Regions from separate parts of the Mus musculus genome. Here region 1 is linked to region 2. The links are chromatin loops, found by intact Hi-C in ENCODE. Cell type or tissue: gastrocnemius. All regions are shown on one strand. Each heading gives the region's core, and the rest is flanking DNA. Links, peaks and the distances in the headings are about the cores only.

The links. Peaks named below come from ENCODE experiments on the same cell type or tissue, not always from the same donor. Only the 100,000 strongest peaks of a DNase experiment are listed, where the experiment ranks them.
Region 1: it touches region 2 in a loop (2.2-fold over the local background); 3 of 42 quality-filtered maps call a loop at or near these places.

The regions. Positions count from the first base shown.
Region 1 is chr12:4,955,134-4,971,255 of GRCm38, forward strand. It overlaps Atad2b (ATPase family, AAA domain containing 2B), which reads left to right. Exons shown (of 28, transcript NM_001362349.1): 11 at 2,367-2,482; 12 at 2,924-3,098; 13 at 6,085-6,173; 14 at 10,708-10,867; 15 at 14,219-14,309. Among named protein-coding and RNA genes, the nearest start is that of Atad2b, 46 kb to the left of the region's middle. In gastrocnemius, for the core only: no CTCF peak of the experiment used is centred there; no DNase peak of the experiment used is centred there.
Region 2 is chr12:4,635,316-4,651,437 of GRCm38, forward strand. It overlaps Itsn2 (intersectin 2), which reads left to right. Exons shown (of 40, transcript NM_001198968.2): 13 at 266-415; 14 at 1,232-1,372; 15 at 2,424-2,511; 16 at 4,340-4,479; 17 at 5,598-5,678; 18 at 14,668-14,804. Among named protein-coding and RNA genes, the nearest start is that of Gm3625, 50 kb to the left of the region's middle. In gastrocnemius, for the core only: no CTCF peak of the experiment used is centred there; no DNase peak of the experiment used is centred there.

The DNA.
Region 1 (16,122 bases), core at 5,092-13,091, 320 kb after region 2:
CTCTGTAGACCAGGCTGGCCTTGAATTCAGAAATCCGCCTGCCTCTGCGTCCTAAGTGCTGGGAGTAAAGGCGTGCGCCACCACGCCCGGCTCAATTTGATGTTTTAAGTACATGATTTCATAATAGCACTTGGGTTTTATGTGCGTTATTTTGGCTGTGATGTTGCTAATGATTTTTAAGAGAAGCAAGGTAGGTATTACAGGTCCTGGTTGGGCATTATTTGTAATTTGTAATTGCATTGAAATAAGAGGATTAAATAGAAGTAAGGAATTCAAAGATGATGGAATTTAGTGAACTGATTGCTTTTGGAGAATGACAGAAACAAATTGCGTGTGCTGTGTAGGTTTTTGGCTTAAGTAAATAGATAGCTAATAATAGATGGACTTGAAAGTATTGGGTGGTTCCATTATCTAGAGTTGAGTATATAAGAAGAGGAATGAGAATGGAAGGGTTGATTGTACACATGTTACAGGTATCTGCCATACCTTCAGTAGGAGTTACATGTGAGCAATTGATTGGTTTGGTATAAGGTAGAAATAACTGGGTAGAAATTTAGGTGTGGTGTCATCAGTGTAAAACACTGTTGCCGTTGTTATGTTCAGTGAATACCCCAAGGAAGGAAGGTGAAGGAAGGAAGGATGTAGTGTGGGAAGACCACAGGCTTGTGAGGATGTGGTGCACTGGTCAGTGTCTCACATGGGATAGTTTAAAATATTACTGCATAACCTCTCTTTCATCTGTATACAATGTAATTTAACTGATTCTTACATGCAATTTAAAGAAGTTATCAAAGTAGACTTACATATACAATTGAAGATGAAATTTTAATTATCTCCAAATCAAAGTTACAGAGTAAAATATCTATTTAATTAACTAGGACTAAAGGAAATTTTAGATTATGTATGTCCTGAATTCCTAGAAAATAGAACAAGTTTTTGAGGACCTTACCATCTTTTTAGATTTAATTTACCAATACTTTACTCTTACAAGTCTTTTAACTTCAGATGTCTCTGCCAGTCAGTTCTAATTTATAACATAAATAAGAGAATTTAGCTTCTTTTAGAATATTTTTGTTTTGACCTGCTTCAATTTTTTTATTAGATATTTTCTTCATTTACATTTCAAATGCTATCCCAAAAGCCCCCTATACCCTTCCCCCTCCCTGCTCCCCTACCCACCCACTCCCACTTCTTGGTCATGGTGTTCCCCTGTACTAAGGCATATAAAGTTTGCACGACCAAGGGGCCTCTCTTCCCAGTGATGGCCGACTAGGCCATCTTCTGCTACATATGCAGCTAGAGACACAAGCTCTGGGGGTTCATATTGTTGTTCCATCCATAGGGTTGCAGACCCCTTTAGCTCAGCCTGCTTCAATTTTTATAGTTTATTTTTCTGTCATAATAAATAATTGATAAAACATTTCCAAGTTCTTTGGTAGAATGAGTAGTGGAGAAAGGCTCTACCAGGCTCAGTAGGCAATATCTGTTAACGTTCTGTGAAATTTTCTTTTGTCTTTTTTTTTTTTTTTTTTTTTTTGGTATACATTCTTTACAACGTGCTTTAATTGGTATAATTGCTGAGTGAGAGCAGTCTCTGTCACTCCTGGTGTATCAGTGCTGTGTTAGTGCTTTCCAGTGTCCTCATTACTGTTCCCTGTGAAGAGAAGTTAAAGCTCTTTCCTAGTAGAGGACTTGAATACCAAAGAGTAAGTTTTTGTTCGATTAATTTGTGGTTTGGAGCGCCACTTTGGTAACTAAGGTTTTCTTGCTCTATCCATGAAGTAAGTTTTCTTTTGGGAGGAGGCAGTATGGCATTTGAAATGTAACATCTTCTATAGATTTATTAATGTTTTAGGTTAGGCATTTATCTTATTCCTGAGTTACATGAAAAATAGCTTCATTTGCCTCAGTTGAATTTTACCTTTGACTTTATTTTCTACACTTATTTGTATGTATGCTCAGATGGATCGCTTGAGTTCAAGGCCAACCTTGTTCAGAATGAGTTTCAGCCAAGACTATATATATACACATACACACACACACACACACACACATACATACATATATGCCATATTTTGAAAAATGGGAAAAAAAGAAAAAAGAAAAAAACTTCTGAAGGAATGTATTTCTGAATCTCATGAATTAAAAAAAAAAAAAATAGAACCTGGGCTGGGTGTGGTGGTGAATGCCTTTAATCACAGTACTTGGGAGGCAGAGGCAAGCATATCTCTGAATTCAAGGCCAGACTGGTTTATACAGTGAATTTCAGACTAGCCAGGGGTAAACAGTAAGACTTTGACTCAAAAACAGGCAAAATAATAGAACATAAAACCACTTTATATTAAACTTCACCCTCTTTCCCCAAGGTGCGGTTTGATAGCATAGGTGGATTGAGCCATCATATTCACGCTTTGAAGGAGATGGTAGTTTTTCCACTTTTATATCCAGAAATTTTTGAAAAATTTAAAATTCAGCCTCCAAGGTATGTCATATATTAGATATTTATTATTGTACTATTATTTTTAATTGATTGAATATAAATTAATTTATCTTTGATTATAAACTTTTATATATATATTTATTTATTTGGTATGTTCTAACAATGACTCTTAGGAATTATTATTTAGAGCTCAGAGACTTGCTTTCTATTTTGGAGTATAAGAGTCATTAAGGCACAAGATGAGATTCTTTATGGAGATGTGAAGCCCCAGGCCTTTCAGAATCGTCCTATAGCTTTAACCTTTCTTGATTGGAGGAGTTTGGTCCTTCGAGGACTCAGCAAAGTGAAAAATTTGCAGATAACGAGAAAAAGCTTTTATCAGTGCTTAGTTACTACTTAGTAATCCAAAGTGAAATGCGGTGAGGGATATCTTAAACAATGTCATTGGTGATAACATTGACTATTTTCTCTGATTCTTTCTAGGGGCTGTTTGTTTTATGGTCCTCCTGGCACAGGTAAAACCTTGGTTGCTAGAGCTTTAGCTAATGAATGCAGTCAAGGAGACAAAAAGGTAGCATTTTTCATGCGAAAAGGAGCAGACTGTTTGAGCAAGTGGGTCGGGGAGTCAGAAAGGCAGCTGAGGCTGCTCTTTGATCAGGTAAGGTAACCAACTAATTCAAGTGCTCTTTTTCTTTTTCTTTTTCTTTTTCTCTTTCTTTTTCTTTTTCTTTTTCTTTTTCTTTTTCTTTTTCCTTTTCTTTTTTCTTTTCTTTTTCCTTTTCTTTTCTTTTTCTTTTTCTTTTTCCTTTTCTTTTCTTTTCCTTTTTCTTTTTCTTTTTCTTTTTCTTTTAAAAAAAGAATATTTTTGGGCTTGAGAGATGGCTAAGTGGTTAAGAGCACTGACTGTTCTTCCAGAGGTCCTGAGTTCAATTCCCAGCAACCACATGGTGGCTCATGACCATCCATAATGAGATCTGATGCCTTCTTCTGGTGTGTCTGAAGACAGCTACAGTGTACTCATATAAAATAAATAAATAAATCTTAAAAAATACTATATTTTGTTTGTAGATACAGTTATGAGGGGACATATATTTCAATTAAGAGTATGAAATTTGGGGGCTGGTGAGATGGCTCAGTGGGTAAGAGCATTGACTGCTCTTCCTAAGGTCCTGAGTTCAAATCCTAGCAACCGCATGGTGGCTCACAACCACCCATAACGAGATCTGACGCCCTCTTCTAGCGCTTCTGAAGACAGCTACAGTGTACATACATATAATAATAAATCTTAAAAAAAAAGAGTGTGAAATTTAGGATTAGTAGTTGTAAGCCATACTTACCCTCTGTTATTTGTGGGAAACTGATTCTAGCAGTCCCCAGGATTCCAAAATCTGCAGATGTTTTCGTCTAATAAATAAAATAGTAAAGGATTTAAATATAGCTTATATACATCTTTATGTATGCTTAATGACATTTCTACATTCTTATAATATCTCATGCAATATATTTATTATATAAACAGTGTGAGCAGATGTGTCCAACCTTTTGATTTTGCAAGAACATGTTGTTTTCTCCAGAACCAGACAATTGAACTTAAAAAAAATACACAAAAATATATCATAACTTTTTAAGTAAATTTATAATCTTGGTTTGGACTGTATTCATAGATAAGGGACACATGGGCCATAGACTGGGCACATCTGTTACTTTAAGTAAAGACAAGGAAAAAATCTTTGTACATGTTTGTACAGATGCAAGATTACAAACCATTTTTGGTGTGCGTGATTGAAGCTGCATGAAGTGTGCAGAGCTCGCAGAGGTGAATCTCCTTACACTTAGGCCCACGTCCTAGGACTCTGAGGATGATGATGGTGATCCACAAAGCACCTGCTGTGGTTGACTGTTAGTCTCACTGGAAACCTGGGATGGAAAGTAATCGTAGATTATAGTGTTACTGAGGAAATGGCACACATAGAAAATGTTAAATATTTGTGGGAGGAATCTTATAAAACCCTATGCTATTTACTGTCATAGTTGTATTGTAGATGCTTTCCTGTCACTATAGTAAGTGCTTGGGCCAGTTTCCTAGGTGGAGAACAAGTACATCTGCTCTCATGTTTGCTGGTCTTAGCCTCGATTAGTACCTTGCTAACAAAGTACATGATGCTGGAGCAAATGTCAGAACAAAACTTCTCACATTATAGTTCATTAGTCGGAAAGGAAAGGTGAAATAGTAGGCCAGACCTATGACACATGGCCTCCTGAACATTGTACCACCTTTTAATCTAAGTGCTACCCTAATGGTTCAGAAATTTAAAAAATGAATGTTTGAGATATACTTACTCAGACCATGCTAGATTGTAAACACGTGATTTGTGGAATTCAGAAATGAAGGAATGCTTTGAAAGTGCAGCATGAGATAAATGAGTAGCTAACTGTAACGGCTACTTTTAAAGTGTTATTTTCCCAAACAGAGAGAACATGGTAGTATGCAATTGTCCCAGATATTTTTATTATTATCAGTGTGTGTTTAAGGCCTGAGTTCAATCCCCGGAATCACAACAAATAAACCTAACAGTGAAAGAGTCCCCGTCCTGCCCCTGAGGTGAGAGGATCACTAGCACTTGGTCAGGTGGCATAGGAGGGTGCTGTGAGCTTCCAGCTGCCTGAGCTAGTGAGTGAGAACCTGTCTCAAAAACAAGCAAATCCCAGCTTTCCTGTACTAAAAAAAAAATAAGTCCTAATATAAGTTTTCATGTGCTCGATGGATTTAGCGAAGAAAGCAATTAATTTTATATTTGATTATATATCAATTAATATATGTGAATAAAAATATAATCAAGAATTTATTAGCCATGCATTTCTGTGGTGATATATGTGAATTCTTTTGTAAGTCAGGCTTGCTGTCTAACACTTCTAATTCCAGCAAATGCTGGGTCCAGTCTGGTGGTCTTCATGGTAAAATCCAGACACCCCTTATTTATAGAATGGAAGTCTCAAAACAAAACAAAATATCCTTTACACAAAAATGTGAAGTAGATATATAATTGATGAAACAGTTAAAAAATCATTTAAAGGGGAGAGGGGGTGGGTGGGTATGGGGGACTTTTGGTATAGCATTGGAAATGTAAATGAGCTAAATACCTAATAAAAAAAATAATTAAAAAAAATCATTTAAAAGTTATTAGTATAGAGCAGGACCTAGTGGCTCATACCTTTAATCCCAGCACTTGGGAGGCAAAGGCAGGTGGATCTCTAACTTCGAGGTCATCCTGTTTACATCGCAAGTTTCAGGCCAGTCAGGGCTGTATAGTGAGACCTTGGGTTCAATTTTCTTTGTTATAAAAAGATAACATATGTCTGACAATAGTACTTTTTGGGCTGTGGGACAGCTTGCAGCTGACTCTCCTCATGATGTTTCTTTTTACTGTGATGTCTTTGTTTCTGTTGTTTGGTGTTTGATTCTAGATCCTTGTACCCATTAGAAAACGGACCCAGATCTTGTACGCACTCAACTATATTCCTCAGCCCTACTGTGTGCTTTTAAATACTTGCTGCATGTTGTACTGTTTGCTTTTATGTTCATTATTAAGAAAATACTAAGTTAAATTCAAAAATGAAAAGTAATATTAATTTTCTCTTTATAGGCATATTTGATGAGGCCTTCTATAATATTTTTTGATGAAATAGATGGCTTAGCTCCTGTTCGTTCTAGTAGACAAGATCAGATCCACAGGTAATTTTTCCTAAACTGACTGTATTGATTTTCCTTTCTCCACTTATCAACGTAGTATTTGGCATTTGCCTTTGGTTAAACACTTGAAGTCTTATAAGAATTTTTAAATGTGTCTATTTCCTGAGTTACTTTCATTCAACACAGGATTAATTTAAAGTCTGTAGCAATTTGGCTGCCTTTGGTTTGGGCCACTGTAATAGTCCTGCTGTGAATATTTGTATTTGTGATTCTGTGTGTATATTTCACTTTTTTTCTGGGTAGATCTTAAAAATTTTTTTAAAATATGTTTTAAATTGCCCCCCCTCACTCTGTGTGTGTATGTGTGTGCGTGCGCGCACGCACGTGCTCAGGCTGTCGTGCTTGGTAGCAAGCTATCTTCTGCTTAGTTATCTTGCCAAACTTTTAAAATTTTATTCTTTTGAAACAGAGTTCTACTGCGTAGCCATAGCTTGGGATTCACCAAACCGGGTTGTCCTAAAAATTGTAAAAACAACATTCATTCATTCATTCATTCATTCTGAGTGCTCAAGCAGCAGAGCACATTTTCCCATGATGTGTGCGGCGATGTGAGGACAGCTTTCAGATGCTGCTCTCCTACCATGGTGGTCCTAGGATGGAGCTCAGGTTTTCAGGGCTTGCCTCAGGGCCTTTACACAGGGGCCATCTCTCCAGCCCCACCTTCCTAGGTTATGTTCCTAGGTTATCTGAGAGAATTTGAATTGCTCCCTGTCCACCCCAAAGTCTAGTTTTCCTGTTATTCATCCCACTTGCTTTATTTTGACACTGTGATTATTTAGAAAGGTGTCTCATTCACAAATTCAGTCATTCACCAGAAAATAATGTTTGGACCATTGAATGACCATGTTGTCTTGGCACAGTGACCCCATTTCACTTCTCTTCCTGAAGGTGTTTGGTCAGTCAGGTTCCTGCCATAGTCTATCCAAGACTTGTAGTCAGCTTAAATCCCATCCTAATATACCACTTTAGCCCCTGCTTCTACGTAGTTACATCACCCATCTCTGTCTACTGCCAGGTTTGTTTCTGTTCTTTAGGATCATCATTGGGCCCAAGAAACTGGCACTACATCCATTTTGCATGTTTCTGGGGCCACAGTTAGTGCTTAACAATATTTTTGAGTATCTCACATCCTGCTCTAGAGTGCTTTTGTAATTGTGGCATTTGGAAATAGAAGGATTTTTGACCCTATGCCTGTATGCCACATCCAAATCCACTGATGGGCATAAAAGAAACCATAGAGAGACTGTACTGTGGGATTGGACCCAAAGCAACATCATTTACCAAACTGGCCTTTGAGACACATCTTCAAAGAATGCTGGTTAATATGAATGCTGCCTATAATGGGGCAGAGATATCTAGCTGATCAGCCAGATCCATTGATGTCACTATAAGCTCACAGAAATCATGAGAAAAGCAATAACGTGACAACTGAGCATAATCGCTCTCAAGTAATAAACCTCTATGGGAAAAATATAAGTGATAAGAAAGAATTCTACAAAATAAGCATAATGAAATTTAATGAATTAAAGTGAACACAGACGGCTCAACAATATTTAGAAAGTATTTCATGTTGTAAATGAGAAACTCAATAATTCAAATAAAAATTAGTGTTAGAGGAAGAAAGGGATTCCTTAAGGAGGCTGGAAGAGTGCTTAATTAACAAACATGAGGGCTGAAGCTGAGATCCCAGCACATAGAGCAATCCATGCACCTTGTGACTGCCAGTAACTAGCTTTGAGGGATTGCATACCCATTTTGGCTTCCAAACATTTGGTGTGTACCCTCCACACATATGTGCACACACATATACACACATCTTTAAAAATACAAAAGGTTAGTGAAACAGAGTAGGTTAAAAGAAAAAAACAACAACAAACGATAGTAGATATATAACATACCAGAATCTAAGAGCTATACTAAAAGCAGTATATATGAAGGCAATTTATTGTAATAAACCCAAAATAAAAGTTAAATTACAAATAAATAACTTAATTATGCATTTAGTAAGCATAGTAAAACAAGAATAAACCAAACACAAATTAGTAAAAGGAAAATGTAATAATCAGAACAGAAATAAATGGGCCCAAGAAACTGGCACTACATCCATTTTGCATGTTTCTGGGGCCACAGTTAGTGCTTAACAATATTTTTGGGTATCTCACATCCTGCTCTAGAGTGCTTTTGTGATTGTGGCATTTGGAAATAGAAGGATTTTTGACCCTATGCCTGTATGCCACATCCAAATCCACTGATGGGCATAAAAGAAACCATAGAGAGACTGTACTGTGGGATTGGACCCAAAGCAAGATCAAGTGATCTGTGATGGATAAGCTTTTTTAAAAATAATATTGACAAACCTCTAGTTAGATTAATCAGAAAAAAATAGAGAAAACTCCCAAATAAATGCAATTTCAAATCAACAAACATCTAATAACTATTATAAAATATAATTAGGAATTTTATGCAAGACTATATGATAGCAGGAAAATGTAAAACAAAAGGGCACATTGTTTTGAACATTTGACCCACTGAGAGTGAACACTGATGACATAGAAAAATTGGCTAGGACAATAATAACTAACAATATTGAGCCTGGAGTGGTGATACATGTGTATAATCTTAGCACTGAGGAGGCGGAGTTGAGAGGATCAGGAATTCAAGGAAGGCCTCAGCAGTTGAGGCTAGTCTAGGGTGTATGAGACCCCCTTTCAAAACAGTAACACTGAAACCAAACATGAGACAAAATAACCAATAAGAAGGCATCATTAGTGAAAAAGACATCCAATAGAGAGAAAGCTAAGAACAGTTACTTCATTGCTGAATTAACAGGCTTTTAGAAGAAAGTATTAAGTGTATTAATTCTTTTCCATTTGTTCCAAAAATTTGAAAGGTGGGGCAGCCTTCTAAACTCATCATCCTAATAAAAAAATCAGACAAAAACATAACAACAAAACATAACAACAAAATTCCCTATAGACCAGTGTCTCTGATGAACATAAATTGTTTATCAAATCATTCAGTTGAGGTGGTGGCTTGAATATAAATTGTCTCCCACAAGCCCACATATTTAAGAGCTTGGTTTACAGGTATAATTGATTTCCAAGAAGTAACCCTGGGAACTCTAAGCAACAGGTCAATTCCTTAATAGACTCCTAATGTCATGCAAATTGGGAGGTGGTCAAAAGTAGGGAGTGGTGGGTAATTGAGGAAGTAGGTTACTTCATTTTCCTCAAAGTATGTTTGTTACACATCAATGTAATCCCCTCCAAATACTATTGACATTCTTGAGAAAACTAGATAAAGACAGCCTTAAAATTGATATGAAAGCACAAACACCCGGAATCATCAGGAATCCTGTAGACTAGAAAACTACAAGTATTATAACACCTAATTTCAAGACATACTGTTGAAGTGTTATAACCCAAATAAGCTGCTATTGGCTAAAGAAAATCACACAGACCAATTGAATAGAAGAGATGCCAGAAATGAACCAATGTGTATATAGTCAGCTGATTTCCAACAGAAGTGTTAAAGTCAAATATTTAAGAAACTCTTAGGCTGGGCAGTGTTGCCGAATGCCTTTAATCCAGCACTTGGGGGGCAGAGGCAGGCAGATTTCTGAGTTCGAGGCCAGCCTGGTCTACAGAGAGTTCCAGGACAGCCAGGGCTACACAGAGAAACCCTGTCTCGAAAAACCAAAAAAAAAAAAAAAAAAAAAAAAAAGAAAAGAAAAGAAAAGAAAAGAAAAGAAAAGAATCACAACTCTTTTATAAATGGTACGATACATACAAGGAACTTGTATTTCCTCAGTTCAAACTTCACCCAGATTTCCCATTCTATATGAAGCCAACTCTAAATGGTCTACAAACTTAAAGAGAAGATCAGAATGCAGCAGTACTGTTTGTAGAAGACCAAGCATCCAAAACATGAGCCTGTGTGGGTCATATCAGATTTAAATGAGACCAGCGGTTAAACATAATTTTATAATTAAAGATACTAGCTCACTTTATTTCTAGGTAAGATGCCTATATCATAAAATTTCAGCCATTCAATTAGAAAACATAAATCATAGATATTCCCTAAAATAAATAATATCTCACATTTCCCTTTCGTTTGTACGTTTTTAAACACAGCTAGAATAGTGTGTTTGGGACAGAAAATTATTTTTGACATGGTTTATGCTTTCCAGAAATTGTTTCAGCAATAAAAATAAAGAATAGGAGTGAGAACAGTTGGCAAACTAAGAAAACCACCATTGCTAGAAATAGGGGAACTGCAGAGACCATACATTTCTAGACGGAGAAACAAATGGACAACACCAAGATTGCTCTCTGCTAACAAATAGAGTACTGCAACCCTCCCCAGCCTCCTGTGCACTTTCATTATTGTTCCCACCGTGCTTCCTTAATATATATTTGTGGTACAATTATTGTGTTAGTATTTAAGACATTATTACTAACAAGAATGTTTACTTTTTTTTCATTAAGTTTTGCATGGCCTTTTCTTTTTTAAACAGCTCTATAGTGTCAACCCTCCTTGCCCTTATGGATGGATTAGATAATAGAGGTGAAATTGTTGTTATTGGTGCTACAAACAGACTTGACTCTATTGATCCTGCACTCAGGAGACCTGGTCGTTTTGACAGAGAATTTCTTTTCAACCTGCCTGATCAAAGGGTAAGGGGTTTTTGTTGTTGTTGATATGTGTGTGTGTGTGTGTGTGTGTGTGTGTAAGTGTGGTATATGTATGTGTGTGTATATACATGTATACACACATGAACACGTATACACACACACACACACACACACATACACACATGTAACTCGGTTACAAAGCATATACTTTGAAGGTGATACCCCTTGCCACACTTTGCTTTCTTTACTTTCCAGTAGAGGCTACAGCATCTCATGATTCTGTGCCAATGTCTTTGCAGGAAGGACGCATTGGAATTTGGCACTAGCCATGCTACTGCTTCCTGGGCCTAATTTACCTTTCCCTAAATTACTTTGAGTTTGTTTGGTTTGTCCAGGAAGTCACTGTATTGGGTTTTGTTTGTTTGTTTGTTTGTTTTTGGTTTTTCTCTCTCTCTACACGTCAACATATTTCTTGCCCAAGTAGAACTCAGTTTCATCCTGACTATAAATACCTGACTATAAACACCTGACTATAAACATCTCCAATTTTAAGAAGAGCTGTGTGCTTTCTTTGGTTCCAGAGACCTCGCTTATAGCCAGCAAAAATGGCCTTACACTACAGCCTTGCAGACATAGTTGCCTTTTAGAAGTTCTGTTCCCAGCAGGCCCCAGTAACCTGCCCCCAAAGTTCAGCAGCAGAAGCTTTGAAGGTTGTATTTTCACTAATTTTTGCTTATGGGCTATCTTAGTTAATACTTAAAAAATTCTGTGTAGCACTCCTTGTTAATGCTTGCCTGTACTCCTAGCACTTTGGGACTGAAGCATGAGAATTCTAAGGTTGTGGCCAGCTTGGGTTTCATGGTATCTCAGAACAACTGGAATAACAGCAGCCAACTATCTATATGTAATTATTGAACAGTTCATTCTTGTTCTACTAGCAGTCATCACAGTGCTCAAGAATCTCAGGGAAAGGGAACTTCCTGGTCGGGTCTATGCAGATGCCTCTTTGACACTCATACCCTCGTTGACTCCGTTATCACATTTACTTGTTATATGTCTATAGTTGACCAAACTAGGTATTTTCCCCAATAAACTTTTAAAAACATTCATTTTTATTTTATTAGATGAGTATTTTGCCTGCATGTATGTAAGTGTACTGAGTGCATGCCTGGTTCTTGCGGAGGCCAGAAGAGGGTACTGGATCCCCTAAAATTGAAGTTACAGATGGAGCATCCAGGGCTGAGCCAGCTCTACAGCCACCCTCCCTAAAACTATGTTCATAAATATCCTGTACTAAAGTTTCATAGTTAACGTATGAAGTCTAGTTAGTTAAAAGCAGTAAATATTGTTCATTATGTTGAGGTATTTAAAAAGTGTCCCCTAGAGACAGAATAATATATGGTTATTTGTTATACAAAATGGCTTTTAGTAAATTATAAAAAGTTCTTTCCTTCATAGTTGTAATTATGTTTTTGTGTTAATTTATTTCTTAAATTTCCACGGAGAACTCATATTACAGAGGATACACTAGGAATGTATATCGCTGTCTGTGAAATGCCTGGTCTACATACAGAGAGCAGATGTGGAGATTAGGAGTGCCAGCCAATCTTACCTTTTGTAGGCTATTTTGATGCCTCAGTTGCTGTCTGCCAGCATAACTACTTGTCATTGACTTAGATTTGGATCCACACACGAATCGAAAGGCTTCAGAATGCTACCTATATAGCCTCTCTTGCTCTTTTACAAGTATTTTAAATTTATTCTTTGATAATTTCATAATTGTATATAATATGTTTTGATCATATCCACCCACAATTTTCTTCCTTCAGATTGTCCTGGATCCTCCCTCAGTAGCATCCCTTTTCTTTTCTACTTTGCGTTCTCCCCACCCCTTTAAAACACTATCTCATTGGGTCTACTTAGTGCTGTGCATATACACATAATAAATGGGTTTGGGGCCATTCACTGAAACATGGCAATCTACCAGTGTCCATGCCCCCAATAGCTTCTCAATCAGGTGTGGGGCTTTCTGCAGCCCTCTTTTATTCTTTGCCTTTCTTGTGCCAGTAATGACTGCTGCTGTGACTTCATGAATTCAGTAGCCTCACCATATCAGGATGTAGCATTCCACAACACTCACCCTCTTCACTCTCCCATCCTGTCTGGCCCTTCTGTGATGTTCCCTGAGCCTTGGGATATAGTCTCACTTTCATTGCTCAGGTGCAGCTACCACAACAGTTCAGGGCCCAGAGGTCAATTTAGTTGTAGGAGATATGGGTACATTCTGTTTTGATACAGAGAATTATCAGTTTGTGATTTCCAACAACAGGCTAAGCCCAGGGTTGCGGCCCTACCAGTTCATGGGGATATGTTTTCTTCATAGAGACATTGCCAGTGTTCTTCGGCCTGGCTTCTGGAAGAGATCTATGCTGACTTCTGCTCTTTCATAGTATTTAAGTCCATGAGACTAGATGACCTACCTCATCTTCTGTCCTACAGAATAGGCAGTGGGTGAGGAATACAAGAATAGGTAGATGTTCTTGAAGCCAAATGAATAGACCATGCTGTGATCAATTTGCACTTGTAACTGAGAAGAGAAAAAAGTTCAGACATTGTATTTAGCAACACATTTAAGTTACCAGTGATTCTCACTGTGGTTGCATAAATTTCATTAGAAGAAATTGGAGGCAATGTTCAAAAAGTATTGCTGTAAAAGCAGTCTAGGGCTGTTGATGGCTTATGAGAAGAGCACTTGTCGTGGAATTCTGATGACATGAGTTTGATCCCCAGACTCCATAGTTGGAGCAGAGATGATCCCAAGAGTTTTTCTGTGATATAGTGTGTGTGCACACCCCTCCCTACCTCCCACCACTAATAATAAATAAAATAGAAAAGGAGGCATGTAGGAACGTAACATTTAGTTTTAGCTTCTTGTCACACATTAGTGATTCACTATTTAATGTCACTAATGAAGCTTCTTTTTACCTCTTAGAACATGAATTGTCTAAACTCATGAAACAGAGATAAAAGTTGTAGGGTTTTTGTTTCTGTTTTTAAGTTTTCTTTTTATGTATATATGTGAGCACACTGTCACTGTCTTCAGACACACCTGAAGAGGGCATCAGATTCCATTACATGGTTGTGAGCCACCGTGTGGTTGCTGGGAATTGAACTCAGGACCTCTGGAAGAGCAGCCAGTGCTCTTGACTGCTGAACCATCTCTCCAGCCCCCAAAATCTTAGGTTTTATAACAAACAGGTTGATGTGAATGCCAAGGTGTTTAAAATTCTTTTAAAACAGAGAACAGCTTAGTGTGGGGTTACAGTCAGAATTTGTTACAGCAAACCCATGAGAAGTTGGTGCTGTCTTACGCCGCTGTACTCTTCTTCTTAGGCCAGAAAGCACATCTTGCAGATCCACACCAGGGACTGGAACCCAAAACTGTCTGATGCATTTTTAGGAGAATTGGCAGAAAAATGTGTTGGTGAGTGCTCCTATTTGAACTCTTCGCCTGTCTCTGCTTGTCCTACTCCGTGTGCCTTTCCCTTTATGTTGAAATGTGAATGAGTACAGTTGTATGTCTTTAACTGTGTGATAGACGGCTCTGAATTCATATTTAAAAGTTATACAATCGTTTCACTTAAAGTTTCATGGATTGAATTCTCATCATGTGAGGTGTTTGGTGAACAAAGCTTAGAAGTCACATGGGTTTCATTGAATGCTGAACATCCTTCATATTACTACAGTCTCCTCTTAGGAATTATCCCTTCTCAGAAATGTTACTAAGAAAGACAAGCATAAGAGAAAAGGCCCATGTGGATGAGCACTGTGGCCTCCCATGCGTCCTGGATAGAGCTGTCGGGCTCAGCTCTGTTCCTGCAGTCTAGAGAGAGCTGGGTGGGAGGGGCCAGCAAAGAAAATCCTTACTGCTATTTGCCTCAAATATAAAACTTTTCAACTTAATTTAAATACATCACAGTAGAAAAATGTCACCCACAGAATAAATAACCATTGATGTTCTAAGAGGATGAGAGCACTGATAACCACAGGAGATGGAATTCGAGGCTTTCTCTCTTCTAATTAGGTCTGAAATAGGAGGTTAGTAGTAACTGAATGTACACAAAGGAAAGTTCCCTCATTCTTCCTTCTTCCTGGCAAGAGAGCATGCACTAAACCCATTTCATGGTTTTTTTTCCCCATACTCTGCAAAATATAAAAAACAAATAAAAAACTACCTATCTCCATGAATATTTTAAGCATTATGAAGAAATCCCTCAAATAAATCCATTAATGATATCTACTTGGGAAAACTTCAAAGTTACCAAAACCAAAAACATCAACTTAGTTAAAAAAAATTTCATTGTGATCCACTATCAAATAATTAAAACTTAAATAGAACATTAGTCCATTCAGTTAGCTACATCCGAATTATCCTCTTCATCCACAGGGACTTCCATCTCCGAAGCAGCATCCCTCAGCTTTTGAACCACAAAGACCTCGACATCTTCTGGTGAGGAGAAAACGTAAATCTCTCCAGCACTACCCCAATTTAAGCTTTGCCTGGTATAAGAGAGCATGCGCCAGACCCATTTCATGTACATTGGCTTGATCTTTGCAAAGCCTTGTGCTGCTTTATGGGAGAGGGTGGTACTTGGTTAAAACGAAACAAAACAAAACAGAACCCAGTCTTTCCTTTTTGATCCCTCTCCCCTTTATTTATCATATTATGGTATTAGAGTTCAGATCAGACTGGGAGCTTTTGTAGATTTTTCTGTGAATCTGTCACAGGATGAGCCTTAGTTGAAGTTCATAGTTGTCTTCAAGAAGTGAGAAATCCCTAGCTATTCTAAAATAACTTTCTATTACCCTGCCTTTCATCTGAAATGTTACACACTGAAGTTTAATTCTTTATCTTAATATTTGAGTTTCAGTTTTCATATGTGTTTCAAAAGGTCAGTCAGTATTCTGCACTTTTCCAAGTGACTTACTTTAGCATGCAGTTGGTCTTTAAAAGACATTTACAATGTAATTTCTTACTGGACTGAAACTTCTCTTGCTTTTCCTCTTTTTGTGGGGTGGCAGTATGTATGAGATATGTTTATATACCATTGGCTTTTTGGAGAGTTAAATAAAATTCCAGTGAAATTAAATGGTTGTGTGTTCAGTTATGGCATTGATTTCATTTAAGAAACCAGTTCATGTTAAGAATGGTCAAATGCAGATCTTCAAGTAGGAATAGAACTACTGTCCTATTAGAACTACTATTTTAAATTTATTTTGAATATTACTATATACCT
Region 2 (16,122 bases), core at 5,135-13,134:
TAATTATTCCTTCTGCCTTTTATACCTGTGAGGCCTTGCTTTGACTCTTTTAACAGAAGAGTGACTACAGCAGAAAGATGGCTCTGTGAAGCAACGGCCAAGTGATGGCTGAAAACCGCCTCTGTGGCTCCTCAGCCCCGTTGGGAACTCTCCACCTACCCTTAGGCACTGCGGCCACTCGCTCCTAAGTGCTGTCATCCCACAAGCTGTTGAATAATGTACAATTTTGTAAATTTAAACATTAACAGGAATTTGTTATCTTTAGGCAGCAAAACAGGAGCTTGAGAGACAACGCCGTTTAGAATGGGAAAGACTCCGTCGGCAGGAGCTGCTCAGTCAGAAGACCAGGGAACAAGAAGACATTGTCAGGCTGAGCTCCAGAAAGAAAAGTCTCCACCTGGAACTGGAAGCAGTGGTAAGCTAGAGCTCTGTGAACTTTATCTGCCGATGCCGCATTTCCTGTGCAGGCCGTGCTTGAGTCAAACAAGCAACCAAACAACCAAGCCGCTCACCTAAATGATCTCTTGCCGTTTCTTTCAGCTTGAAACACCAATTTTAAACTAATATTAGTCACTCTGCTTAACTGATTCTAACACATCAAATGTTAGAGGGTCAAATTCTTTGAGGTCAAATGAGAAGATAAACAAGCTAGACTCTCTTAAGCCTAGCCTTACTTGAATGGCAGGATTCTGCCTGGTGGATGCTTACCTAGGTACTAGAACCAAACTTAGATCTTGTGTAGTGAAAGCCTAATTTTTTTGTTGTTGTTGTCTTGAATTGCATTGAAATTATTTTTATAGATAAAGCATCATAATAACTTTAGTCAGAAAGATGCCGTTTTATGGCTTTAAATTAATTTGTACATGCCATGATTATTAACCACGTCGCAGTGCTACACCAGAGGTCTAAAACCTTTAGCTTCCGTGTACTATAGGGGCGTCTCAGAGCCATCATTTTGATGCTATATTTTTTTCTTAAAAATGGGAGAAGGTAGACTGGTTGGGCAGCTCCGCAGGTGAATGCCATACCTGGCAAGCTGAGGTTAGTCTTGAAGACCCATGGTGCACGGGAAAACTGACTCCCGCAAGCTCTTCTTTGACCTTCTTCTCAGACTGACTTTGAATTATAAATGTAAAGTGAAACTTAACTAAATAAAAATACTTTTTTTTCTGAGGGGACCCTGTCTTGTTAGCACTTATTTATTGTATATATGCATTTAATCTTCTGATAGAATGGAAAACATCAGCAGATCTCAGGCAGACTACAAGATGTCCAAATCAGAAAGCAAACACAAAAGACTGAGCTAGAAGTTTTGGATAAACAGTGTGACCTGGAAATTATGGAAATCAAACAACTTCAACAAGAGCTTAAGGTAGGTCTTTTGCTGCTGTCAGTCATCCACTCAGTTCTTCCTACAGACTCTGTGCCCCTGAGGCACCTATGATACAAAAGATTAGAAAGTCCACAGGCCTCTTAAACCTGAGCTGGGTTCTGCATAAACATGCACCACGTTGAACTTTAATGAAAATATCTTTACACACTGTTTTTGTCCATTGCACATGAAGGCACTAATACTGCCTGACAGGTTGACTACCACAGAAGCGCTGTCTCTTCCATGTGCCCTCACATGCCAAGTGGGCAGGGCAGGAAGGAATCCCCATAGTGAGGGAAAGTCCTCAGGGCTTAATCACTTCCTGTACCCTACCCAAACCTACAGTGCTGGAGTCATGTATCAGTGTGGAATTGTGGCGGGACACATGGATTCTTACCATAGCTTATATTGCAATAAAGCCTTTGCTATTAATTTTAGGAAAGTTTGATTAGAAGTTACTCTTCTTGGCGCTGTAGTGAGAGAACATCAAGTGTCCCTCTCAGAGGCCTGGCACTTATTTACTTGTAGAGTCTGGTTCAGTTATTGCTGTTTTAAAGACAGCATCTTAGAAGTATTGTCCACCTGGAGAGCTGCCCCACATAACTTCTCTCTCCACGAAGATGGACATCAGTTTTCCTCTTGTCCCAGCAAAGGTATTTCTTACATGGTTTGAAATGCTTCCCTATTTCTCCCTAAGAGCTGAGTCCCTCTTTGATGTATACATATTCATTATGGAGTGCTGTGGCCTGTTTACACATGCTGTCTAGTACATAGACACACTTCTCATTCCTTGCCAACTGTCAGCCAAAGTGCAGAAAGTTTCTGTCTCTAGACCCTCATTATGAAGGCATTTTTAATTATCTTTAAATTTCAGCCAGGCATTCCTAAGTATTTGATTAAATATTTTCTTTTTATATCCTATATAATTCTATACTGCAACCATGTAGTGTTTCTATTCTATGTAAAAAAGATTAAATCATGTTTTAAAGTTTTCAAAAAATTCTTGGAAATTATATTGGTTTTAATCAGATTCTAACTTTCTTTTGAAAAGGAATATCAAAATAAGCTTATCTATCTGGTCCCTGAGAAGCAGCTATTAAACGAAAGAATTAAAAACATGCAGCTCAGTAACACACCTGGTAAGACGCTACAGTTGGTTTTATTTCTTTTCTAAATCATTTTTAATATACTATTATTTTTAAAATGGCATTATTGTATTAAAATAATATTTTTCCCATAAGTTAACAATTTTAAAATAATGTGAAAAATCTCACATTAACAATCAGTGGGAAGCGTGACCTCATGTGTGAAGACTGTAGGAAAAGTGGGACAGCCACATGCAGAAGAGGGAAGCTAGCCCTGCCTTACCCCAGACCTGAAAACCAGCTGAAAGCGAATTCAAGACCGAAGCTTGGGTGTAGTAATGCTTGTCGTAACACTTGGTAGACTGAGGCAAGAGGACTGTTAGGAATCTGAGGTCAATCTGGGCTGTTTAGCAAATACCTGGTCAGCCTAGGCTAAAGTGTAAGACCCTTTCTCAAACCCAGCAACAGCAAAGATAGATTCAAACCTAAATGTAAGGTATAAGTTTTAAAACTCTCCCAAAAGAGAACAGACAAAAGTACCATGACATCTTTTGCAAGCATTTTAATAAAATATGTTTATGAATTCTTTGAGGATTTCATACACTGTATTTGGTTCATATTTACCCCCACTCCTCCCTCTAACTCCTCTAAGATCCACCCCTACCATACCATCTCACCTTCAACTCATGTCCTCTTGTTGGGTTTAGCAGGTTTTTAAAAATGTATTTTATGTGTTTGTCTGTATATATGTCTGGGCACTATACTTAAAGAACAATTAGATGCTCTTGAAAAAGAAACTGCATCTAAGCTCTCAGAAATGGATTCATTTAACAATCAACTGAAGGTGCCTGAGGTGGCCAGAAGAGGGCATTGAATCTGCTACAATTAGGGTTACATACAGCTCTGAGCCACCATGGGGATGCTAGGAATTAAACCTCAGTTGTCTTAACCAATCAGCCATCTCTTCAGCCCGATTAACAGTTTTTAAAACTCACAAAACATATAAAAATAGAAACAGTAAGTTGCCATAGAAATCAGACAAGAAATATGAAACAAATCATTTTATATCAAACCAAAAGGTTTCTGTACTACCAAGATGAAAGGTGACCCACAGATTGAGAGAAAAACTGTGTCAGCCATATATCCGTTAGAGGTTTGATAGCCAAAAATATATAAGGAATATACCCCCACCCCAAATCTGCAGAATAAACAGAAGGTTACAGGAGGACTTTACTTTTTCCACCATATGTTTAATTTTATTCAAATTCTATACTTGATTTTTATACCCTAAAAATACAAAATTTTAGGTTATGAATTTAGATAGAAATTTTACTATTTCATTTTAATAGAAAATAATAGAAAATACTCTTTTTATACCTAGTTTCTCTATCCTCTATCCTGTATATGTTTTTTAAAAATCATGTACAGTGAAACCCTCTCTCTTTACCTCATAAAATGTGTCATTAAATAACCCTGTTATTAATGCTTATTGGGTCCCTGCTATGAGTAGTTCTCTGTTCTTAGATCATTGTCAGTATGCAGGAAGGTACCTGAGGAGCACATGCTGTTAGCTGAGCGCTTACCCACGATAGGCCGTGGCTTCAGAGTCACCTCACGTAATGAGGTAGATGGTAGCATGCTCCTTGTGTTTGCTCAAACACCTTTTCTGCTTTGGAGTTTTTCAAGACCTGATCTTTCAGTACAGAACTAATCTTTGTATCCATTTCCTTTGAGAATCTTTACAAGGTATTATTTGGAAATAAAAAGGATTGTCTCTGTATTATATACCTTCTGTATCTCTTTAGTTACATCATTTTGACCAGACAGGAAATGACATGAGTATTTGCCAAATGTGACCTGACTTGATATTTTTGTACTTCAGATTCAGGGATCAGTTTACTTCATAAAAAGTCATCAGAAAAGGAAGAATTATGCCAAAGACTTAAAGAACAATTAGATGCTCTTGAAAAAGAAACTGCATCTAAGCTCTCAGAAATGGATTCATTTAACAATCAGCTGAAGGTATTTCTCTCCTTTTATCTTCATGCTTTATAGCTGCTGCTTGCTAAAAAAAAAAAAGCTACTGTTAACATAATGTTACATGTTACATTTTCATTATTGCTTATACCATGCCAACTACTAGAATCATAGTACTATTTTTGATGTTCTCTGAAGTTTAGTAACTATTTTGTCATGAGCCGAGATATTTTCCCTAGCATTTCCAGGGTTTGATGACTATATGAATCTTTTTATTGGCATCTGTGCATCTCAAAAGCAGCTTCATTGCCAGCCCTTCAGAAGTAATGTCAGCAACACCCTAAGGTACAAACAGACTGGCATGGTGGTGCACACTGTAAATCCTAGAAGTTGGGAGGCTGACACAAAAGGATCAGAATTCAAGGCCATTCCTCAGCAACCTACAGAGTTTAAGACCGGCCTGGGCCACTTGAGAGCTATCTCAGAGTGGGAAGGAGGGATGAGCATGGAAATTTCCAGACTGTCTGATGGTGGTCTTCTAACACTAAGTTCTTCTTGCTGGTTTGTCTCTGTGATCTAATATAATTAATAAGAAATAATACAATGCTTAGTGAAATCTAAAGTGAATCTGAGACCATAAATTTTATCTGAAAAGTAAAGTTCATGATTCATTGAGTTACTGTTTGCCACTGCGGCAGAGCAGATGCCCAAGGGACAGTGGTAATCAGATACTGAAGCCATATGAATGGAGATAATAAAATGTTAGTTGGATATTGAAGTTTCATTCAAATTTGGGAGTAGTCTCAGTTTGCCATTTGCTAACTATTCATAAAGTTATCAGAGCATACAGTTTTGTGTAGTAATTCTTTAAGAAAGATATTTTTCATATGTTTTTTTTTATCTTACTGACTTACTAGAGTAACTAACATTAGCAACAACTATGGAATAAACAGTATGATTTTAAAAAACACATCATGATAGCTTCAGTTAAGGACAGAAAATTGAGGTGAATAATTCTGATAATGTACTTTACACAAAGATATATTCTCTAGAAAAATTAAAGCATGGCCATTGGTCAAACAAGCCAGTCTAGTTATCTTCCTTGAATTCCTTTTAAAATCTGTACATAGTTTAACTGGCCTTTTGTCTGCCTTATCTTACAGTGTGGGAGTATGGATGACTGTGTCCTTCAGTGCCTTTTGTCTCTGCTGAGCTGTCTCAACAACCTCTTCCTCTTACTTAAGGTTATTTTCTAATATCTAGCTTCCTCTTTTTAAGTTACTTTACTGTTTTCTTTTTTTAAACTGAACTATTCTTTGCCTTTATCTGATTATATTTGTTTGGAATAACGTATACAATAAAACCTTTTTTTCCTTCTGTTTGCTCTAATATGCTTCTGCTGTCTAAATGCCTGTTTGAGTCTAATGCCAGACATCAGGAAGGCTGTCCACAGGCCCTCCTTCATGAAGACTCCTGCTGGTCCCTTGCACTCTCCCTGTGGACTGGCCACATAACGGGGTGGCTCAGGAGAAAACTAAGGGAATCTGAAGGGGAAAACGCTCAGTCCCTTAAAGCCATCACTCAGGTTTCTACTTCCTTCAGTCTAGGGTAGGGTCATGGCTTGTGTGCACCAGGCTGTGTCCTAATTTGAATGTAAAGAAAAAACGTAAAGAATCAGTAATACAAGGTATCATTACTTGCCAGGCCTTGTATTTTGACATACGTACACTTGAGATAAAAATTAATATGTATAAATCACATTTTGCTGTGTTCTTAAATATACAGACTATTCAAAAATATTCAATGAAGTTCTCCTTTAATGTAGCTTAAAGATAGGGGAATTATATTAAGTACTTGCCTACCCAACTATTCAGTGCTAAAATGAATGAAATAGGCAGTTCCTTTTATATCCCACAATAATTACACCTCCACTCTTTCGAAAGGTATGGCAGATTGCAAAAGATAGTAGCAGCAAGGTCCCAAATGTTCAAGCGTGACTGATCAGGTTATCTGGTCTTAGAATTTTGCTACAGATCATATAAAGACTTAAAGTGTGAGTGTCTTCATTGTAAAATGTGTCCAGTACAGATTTGTGGACTGTGCTCATTCCTAGAAGAGTCCGATTCTTTCAGTTAGCATTGATTCTATACAGGCCAGCAGACTACTCTGTCCTGCTTTCCTTTCTTCTTTCTGCTTCCTGCCTGCTAGTTTTTCACTGCTTGTTGATACTTTCATAGAGGCGATTGAGAACACTAAAGGGGTGTGAGATCTGTCAATCAGTGGCTGCGAAACTTGACTGTGGTTACAGAGTCATGGCTGTAAGGTGATACAGAGGGATCTATTAACACACTGCTGGAAACTTGCGTTGACTCCTACAGCAGGGTCCTCGTACCATCGCAGTTGCAGAGTAAGCAGAAGCTGGGTGCAGTGGTCAGCAGTGGGTAGGCATGAAGACTATCGGCTGCTCCTGAGGCACTCTGACGAGAATAGAAGGCTTGAGGCTGAGAGATGCTAAATGAAGGGACAAAGAACACCAGAGGCTGTGAGAGGAAGGATGGGGGCTGATTATACTAAGTATGATAATTATAGATCACAGGCTCTGCTTACATGTTCACCATGCAAAGTGCCTATGTGAAGAAGCCAGATGTGGCACACCCACCTGAAGTCCCAGTGCTAGGGAGACTAGAGGGTCAGGGACCTTGTCTCAAAAAATAAAGTGGGAGCTATGTCAGCCATACTCCAGGGCACAGGGCAGGCCTCACAGGAGTAGTCAGCCAACACAGACCTGACTCCATAGGGTTGTTTGTTTTCTTTGTTCTTAAAAAAGAAAGAGAACTTAGTTGGGTAGGGAGTTAGGGGAGCAAGGATGAATATGATCACAACACATTGAAATTCTCAAAGAATAAATTAAAAACATTATTGAAAAATAAGGTAGAAGACATCTGATGTTGAACTCTGGTCTACACATACATATACCTGTGAACACACAGACAAAAGAAGAAAAAATTAAAAAAGAAAGAAAAGAAAAGAAAAAAGAGAAATCTGGAGCATAGATTAAGAAAGAAACAGAGCTGGGTGGTGGTGGTGCACGCCTTTAATCCCAGCACTTGGGAGGCAGAGGCAGGTGGGTCTCTGAGTTAGAGGCCAGCCTGGTCTACAGAGTGAGTTCCAGGACAGCCACGGGTATACAGAGAAACCCTGTCTCAGAAAACCAAAAAAAAAAAAAAAAAAAAAAAAAAAAAAGAAAGAAAGAGAAAGGAAAGAAGGAAAGAAAGAAGGAAGGAAGGAAGAAAAGAGAAATCTGGAGCATAGATTAAAGAATTTTTTTAAAAAGTATATTTTCACAGGCTGGAGGGATAGATCAGTGGGAGTTCTAGGAAAAAGAATGTGTGGGGGAATTAGGAAGTTTCAGGACAGAGAGAGAGAGAGAGAGAGTGTGTGTGTGTGTGTGTGTGTGTGTGTGTGAGAGAGAGAGAGAGAGAGAGAGAGAGAGAGAGAGAGCTCAGCCTGAAGTAGATGCCTTGGTAGGTGGGGTGGATGAGTATAAGCATGAGAGAAGAAAACAATGTGTTGAGCAATGTTAAATGTCTATTTTATTCCAGGTCATGAATTTAAATTGAAGACTACATGCCTAATTATATGATTTTCCTTTCCTTATTTACAGCTGCTTAGACACAAGCACAGACATGGCAAGTGAAATTGGTTCATGGCTTCAAATTGATTTGGGATTTTAGCAGACATTGGCTAAGATGGAAGGGAAGGGGAGTTAGAGATCTTAACGTGAGAATTATGACAAAGATAAACTCTGGTAGTAACTGCATGTAAAAGGATCGTAGATGAAGAGGTGCTGATGTAGAAAGGAAATGTTAAAGCCAACAGAGTGGGGGTCTCCGTGAAGCTGAGACACCCTTGAAGTGGCAAAGGCTCAGACTCCAAGAACCTAATGTATGAAGAATAGGGTATTTTCCCAGTGGGTGTTCTCTTTTTGATGTTACTAGAACTCAAGGCATACTAGCAGGAACAGTCTACTAAGAAGCACCTAAAAGGTCTGACCTCAGAGTTAGGCTTTGATCGGATCATCTATATAGAGGTCAAAGACATGAATAAATGAGACTCAGTGCCCGGGTGATCAGTAGGTGATGATGAAATAGCATGCACACGTGCACAGACACTGGGTGGGGTGCTCCGTGAACCCACATGTACTATACAAACACTTTTGCTGTTCTTATCAAAGAGTTTCGCAAAATCTCTAAAATGTATAGTGTGATTAAAAAGAACTCAAACAGCTTAACACTATTGACTCCGAGGATTAACTGAGGAAGTGCTTTTCCATGGAAGGAAAGCAGAATCTGCCAACACCGGAAGTTTTAGTGGTACCCTCCAGCTGGCAAGGGGTAATTTGTGTGTCAGGTATACATCTCCTTTCCAAGATGAGGAACAATAGCAGGAAATGTGGACCTGAAGACCTGCTTTGAGGCATGGGATAGGAACTTTGGTTTCTGAAGCAAAGCATCTTACCCATGTTTATGCTGTGGACTTCTCTCTAGACCTCATCTCATGTTTTAAGTGAGGGGCTAGCAGTGTAACCCAGTGCTAGAGCACCCACCTAGCATGCACTTAGCCCTAGGCCCAATCCCCAGCACCACCGTATATATTCAGATGTAGAAGTTGGAGAATATGGGAGTCTACGTTTATGAATTAAAGAAGATCTAGTGACAGGTATACCACTTTTAAGTTAAGATACCAAGTAATCTATAACTATAAGAACAGCTTCAGTTTCTACTTTTGAAAATGTCATAAATATGAGTAATATCATGGAGGTTTATTGCTTACATTTGATATTGATGGGAATGCTGGATTTCAGATAGCAGTTAGTAAAAATAAAAATCAATTTTGTTTTTAGCCACATTCATGAACTTCTGAATTCTCCTAAACATAATTTTAAAACTTTAGAAGTACATTGGCCCTTGGATTACAAACTGTTGCCGTAGAGTAAAGGCAGAGTGCTTTGGCGTGCTCATTTTCTTACCTGCTTTTCTCTCAGCTAGAGATTTGAGAAGACGAGTCTCCCCTTTAATTATGTATTTGTCTCTTTTAATTTTGCTTCTTTTTAGGCTCTGCTGCTAGTGTGAGTAGCTTTCAAACTGTTGTAGTTTACTGGTGGATAGGCCCATCTGTCATGCTGTCTCCTCTAGAGATGCTTCTTGCCTATAATCCCAGCACTGGGAGACTAAGGCAGGAGGTCTGCAAGTTCTAGGATACCCTGAGCTACAAGTGACTTTGAGTATAGTTTGGGCTACATAGTAAAAACCTGTCCAAAAAAAACCCCCCAAACAAACAAACAAAAAAAAGTGGACTAGGAGACCTGGGGAGATAGCTCACTTGGCAAAGTGCTGTCTGTGTAAGTGTGCAAGCATGAAAACCTGAGTTTAATCCCAGTTTATCCACAGAGATGGTGGGATGCTTATAAGCCCCGTGTAGGAAGTAATAGATACAGCGTGCGAGGGGAGGCAGAGGCAGTGTTATCCTAACCAAGGCTTTCTGGCTAGCCAGCCTATACTGATTGGTAAGCCCGAGGTCCCAGTGAGAGGTCCTGTCTCAAAAACAAGGTAGAGAGCCCTGAGGAAAGATAACAATGCAAGGTTGACTTCTGGCCTACAAGCATGTGTTAATACATATGCACACACACACACACACACACACACACACACACACACACACACTTCTTTCAAGGATAATGTTTCCTGATATATTAGTCTAACTGCCCTGCCTTTCTTTTGCCCTGTTGGCATGGAATACATTTTCTACCTTATTTATAAACTATTATATATTTCATTTATATTTTATCATTTAAGTGACATAGTTACAGTTTATAACTTCAGTTTTATATTTAACTGGAGTAGTTAGTCTGTTTAACATACTGACAAATTTGGACTATAAAATTTTTTTCTTCTGTTATTTATTTTGTCTCATCTATTTTGTTTCTTTTTCTTACCTTGCTCTTTTTTAATGCATTATTTATTTGTTTACAGTTTTATGCACATATATGATATACTTTGAGCATAGTCCCCCACCATTATTCTTCTTGTACTTTCTAAAAAGTCTTTCTCCTCTTTGCATTTTTTAAAAGCCTACTTCATTTAATCAGGATTCTGTCTGAGCATGGGTGGGAGTTATTTACTTAAGCTATGGCAGTTTAACCTTGGTTACACACCCCTCCCCCAGCAACCATTAACTGTCTGTCTGTAGTTCCTTCAGGGAGGGATAAGAACTGACTGTCATTTTGTGTTAACTCTATCTCTTCCTTCTCTGTGACCTAGTTATGCCTTCCTTTATTTGTCTAGTACTAGGTATCCTGGAGACTACAGTTTGCATCCTTAATTTACTTAGTATCAATATTCTGCTGATTTGTGTCTGTATACCATGTGCATGCCCAGTGCCTACAGAGGCTAGAAGAGGATGTCAGATCCTCTGAAAGTGACGTGCAGATGTTTGTGAGCTGCTAAGTGGGTGCTGGGAATCCAGAGTCTTCTGGATCAGCAGCCTTAACTGCTGAGCCCTCTCTCTAGCCCTTTTTCTTAGTTCATTGACTTCTAGTATATATATATTTTTTTGTTAAATTCCTTTCAAGCTTTTTATGAAAAAAATTCACAGAAATAATTGGGATATTAATTTGTGATTTGATAAACAAAGTCATCTTTCCAGAAGTCATTTTCTTTTGCTTTTGGCAAACAAAATGGAACAAATCACCTTAATTCAGTGGCTAACTAAGCTGATTCAAAGCAGGACTGATATACTTCTGCGGTGATTTGAATGAGAATGGCTCTCATAGGTTCATTATGTCTAAACATTTGGTCATTCATTGGTTGGTAGAACTGTCTTGGAAGGATCAGGAGGTGTGGCCATGTTGGAGGAGGTGTGTCTCTGGGAGTGGACTTTGAGGTTTCAAAAGCCTAGACCATTCATTCCCAGTAGCTAGTGCTCTCTCCTCTCTTCTCTCCTTCCCTCCCCTCTCCCTTTTTCTTCCCCTTTCCCTCCTCTCCCCTCCCCCTTCCTTCTCTCCTCCACTCCCCTCTTTCTTTACTCTCTCTCCCCTCTCCTCACCTCTCTCCCTCTCTTCTCTCCCCTCTCCTGTTTCCTTTTCCCTCTTCTCTCTCTCCTCTCCTCTCCTCTCCTCTCCTCTCCTCTCCTCTCCTCTCCTCTCCTCTCCTCTCCTCTCCTCTCCTCTCCTCTCCTCTCCTCTCTCTTCTCTCCCCTCTAATCACACTTGTAGATCAGATAGATGTATATTCTCAGCTACTGCTCCAAAATATGTCTGCTTGCCTGATCCATGTTCCAGACCACAGTGGGAACCAAATGTAGCTCTCTGGAGCTCAGAGCCTCTTACTTACTCCCTAATCCTGAGGGGTCCATGGTAGACAATCAAAATGTGCACTCCTAGGGGGAATTCTGTAGTGTGAGGTTTTTTAGCTGTACAACTGTGAGCTCCTGAAGAGTCCCAGGTGTACACTCACCCAGGAGGTATCTGGGATCCGCAAATGGAAAACACACATACCAGTTAATCTTAAAATGCCTTTTGGCTAACTCAATGACTGCACACTTCTAAACCTTCCCTTGCTACCCTAGGCCCGAAAACTCACATGGCTGGTTGGCTTTATCTCCTGCCATTACTATGTGCCCTTGAGTCCTTCTGATTCTTTCTGCATGCTTACCTGGGCAACTCTCAGTGTCCCACCCCTGTGCTCGACCATTTGCCACTGGCATCTTTATTGATAGATCAAAACCTAACTGGGGACAAGGACCTTCAGCCTCTGGACATACAGATTCAAAGCATTAGCACTAATGTCCAAAAGAATTCCAGCTTGTCTACCCAAGCCCTTCCCTGAGGTGGATGCCCTGCTGAGCTCCTTAGCCATTGCTTTCTCTCAGCTTCTCAGATAGGTGGATGCCTGGAAGGAAGAAGCACTAGGTGTTGGGTACCTGTCTCCTTTCTCTGCTTTCTTCTCTCCAGGATCTTAATCCTCCTGGGTGAGCATGCACCTAGGACTCATCAGGAGTTCACAGTTGTACAGCCAAAAAAACCCCCCCACTAGAGAATCCCCCTGAGAGTGCACATTTTGATTGTCTATCGTGGACCCCTCGGGATTAGGGAGTAAGTAAGAGGCTCTGGGTGCCCTTACAGTACTCCAGTTCCTGCAAATGAGTGTCTTTTATATCTTATTCAACTTCCTAGTTCTTGGCAGAACTTGAAACTATAAGAATTCCTCAGTTTTTGCTGGGAGAGGTCCCGATTATTAGACTTTTTGTCCTAAGTCAGCCATTGGAAGAAGGCCCATTTCAAGGACTCAAGGCTTAAAATAAAACCTCCTTGGAAAGCTACTGCAGCTCTCAGTCTTAAAGAATACGTTGGAGGCTAATGTTACACAGATTAAGATCATGCATTAATTTGGATTCTCTTTATACTCCCTCAAAATATAGAATTCTCTTTAGTCCTGGCTTCTATCACTAATTGCTAGTATTTATTGAGAATCTAAGTATGAAACCTGCAATACTATAAGCACTTTACCTGGATTAATTCATTTTATCTGAACAGCAGCTCTGTGAGACATGTTCAAATTAGGAAACTAAAACTTTCATGCGCTAATACAAGTATAGTTGACAGAACCTGACTCAGACTTTTGTGGACGTCTCCTAGAGGCATTCTCTCTAACATTAAACAACCCATAACCACTGTCCTCTTTTGTTTCTCAGTAGAACTTAGAGACAAAAACAACAAATAAAATCACAGAAGCTAAGAGCTGTGTGAGACTTAACCTGAACACAGCATTTGTGTAAGTCCCAGACATTTGGACAGTCTCAGTCACCACACTACCCCTAGGCCAGGTATACAGCTCAGCTGGTTTACCTCTGGCTTAGCGTGGTTCTGGAAATATACAGGTTTTCCTGATTTGGGTTTGGAGTTCTGTCACTAGGAGGGTGAGGGGACACCATACATTTGAAAAAAAAAAAAAAAAAGCAACTAAAACACATTCAGATATTGTCTAGCTCTATTATTTACCATTAAATTTCTTTTAATTATTTTAGGAATTATTAATAATTCCCCTCCTTTCTCTTCTCTTCTCTTCTCTTCTCTTCTCTTCTCTTCTCTTCTCTTCTCTTCTCTTTTTCTGTTGGTGGGTGGTTGTTTGGTTGTTGTTAGTTTTCTTCAGCCTCTTTTTCTTTCTTCCTTTTTCTATTACTGTTAAGTATTTGTAGATTCACAATAGTGACTATTGAAAGACAGCCAGGATGAGTGGGTGGGAGGTCAGCTTCTGGGAAGGGCCATTCCTACCACACTGCGCATGGAATTGAAGACCAGCCCCGGGTCCTCATCGACACCTTCTTCTCTAGTCTTTACCTCTGTGTTTTATGTTGGCCTCGTTCCTGTCAGTCCTGACTCATGGTTGGTAAGGGACTCAGATTTAGTTTATCTCAGACAAGTTTCTCCTTACAATACCTAATCAAGGTATTTGTATCCTGGAAAAAAATTCTGACCCAATTTGGATCATATTCATGTCCTTTTGAGCATTCATTCTCAGCAGGGAAATGAAGTGCTGTGATCTTTTAGACCAAGTGTAGTGATTGCTTCTGAATAGACAGACAGAGGACACTGAGACCTGCCAAAACCACATGTCAAAAAGTCATTGTGTCTACTTGTGATCCTAGCACTGAGACAGTGAAGACGGATCCCTGAGGCTTGTTAGCCAGCCAGCCCAAAGTACTAGGCAAGTTTCAGGCCAGTGAGAGGCTCTGTCTCAAAACAAGGAGTTTGGTGCCTAAGAAATGACACCCAAGTTTGACCTTGACCTCTGGCCTACAACACACACACACACACACACACACACACACACACACATATCACAAAATTTTTCTTTAAATGTTATTACCAGCAAATTTTCCATATTTTAATGAATTGTATTTTCTATCAAAAGTAATACTTCAAACAACTGGTTTATTAAATATTTTATGTTCTTTATATGTGAACTGATGTGGAAATAGATATGCCTTAGTAGATGCATGAAGTACTTACTATAGTTAAAACTTTTATATCCTGTGAATAGGTTTTTTTTAACCTTTAAATCTCTTTTAAATTTAATTATACATGTCTTAGTAATTTGTTTTTTAATGCAAATGCTATATTATTAAATATGATTAAAATATTTAAGTATTGACTTACTTTTATTTTATCCTTAGGAACTCAGAGAAAGCTATAATACACAGCAGTTAGCCCTTGAACAACTTCATAAAATCAAACGTGACAAATTGAAGGAAATCGAAAGAAAAAGATTAGAGCAAATTCAAAAAAAGAAACTAGAAGATGAGGCTGCAAGGTAATTGTATTGTACTATACTATTAAGTGAATGTGTCATGAATGTATTGTAGTATTTTACTATTGAAATTCTGCTCAGCAGTGGTGGTGTGCGCCTTTAATCCCAGCACTCAGGGGCAGAAGCAGGCAGATCACTGTGAGTTCCAGCATAGCCTGGTCTACTGAGTGAGTTCCAGGACAGCCAAGGCTACATAGAGAAACCCTGTCTCAAACAAAACAAAATAAAATGCTAGCTTTTGTTGCACATTGCTTTTGTTTATGAAATTTAAAGGGAATAAAAGTATTATTTTTAAATACCACTCAGATTCCAATTCTATAAATTCAATTCTCCTTTTAGGCATTAAGTTTTCATTAACCAATTATATGGTCTAGTAGTGAAAGAGAAGAACATGGGAGTCAGATCTGGATTAGGATTTTTAGTCTTCCCTTTACTATCTGAGGGACCCTAGCAAACAGACCGTTTATCTTTCTAAAGCCTGGTTTTTCTATTTGAAAACAGAGAATACCATTTACCACATAGGTAATTGTAGGCTTTAAATAAATAATGTAGTTGGAATCTTGTAAATTACACATAATGAACTTCATTAGTTCTCTGGCTCTCCCATAAATCTGTCTGTTCCCTAGAAGATCATTAAAAAAAAAAAAATGAACCAGTTTCTTGGTGCCACTAAGACGTATCGATCAATCATTTCCATTTAGAGCAGAGAGATGGACAGGGACATCTGAAGCACAGACCTCCCCTTTAGCAGCTGTGTGGGGCTTGTGTGTGGCTCTTTGTTTTTGTCTTTTGTCAGTAAAATCCTTTGATTCTCCAGTGCCAGAAATGAGTATAATTGGTAAACAAATTATTTGTAAGCCAGTAATTCTTTTCCATAATAAGAAGCAGATGAGTAACATCTGTGAAAGAGCTAACAGACACTGGGGGATAAGAAGTCCATTCCCACCTCGTGAGCCTCTGTCCTTAGTGGCTTAAAATGACCAGTGCCAACACACGTGGAGTGACAGCTTTGCATGTGATGAGGGGCTGACCTGGATTCCTCATTTATGTAGCCGTGGGTTCAGACAGTTAAAGACTTTACTGTCTGTCACTCCAGATACACTCTACCCATGGCCTCCTAGCCAGAGATACTAGAATAATATAGGAGGGAGGGGCTCAGCCAGTAAATGGCTTGCCTTGCAAGTATGATGACCTAAGTTTGATCCTTATAATCCAGGTAAAAATGTGGTGTTACATAGTTCCAATTCACTGAGCAGCCAGTCTAGCCAAAGTGGTGAATTCCAAGCCAGTGAAAGACACTTGCCTAAAGGAGCTGGACAGG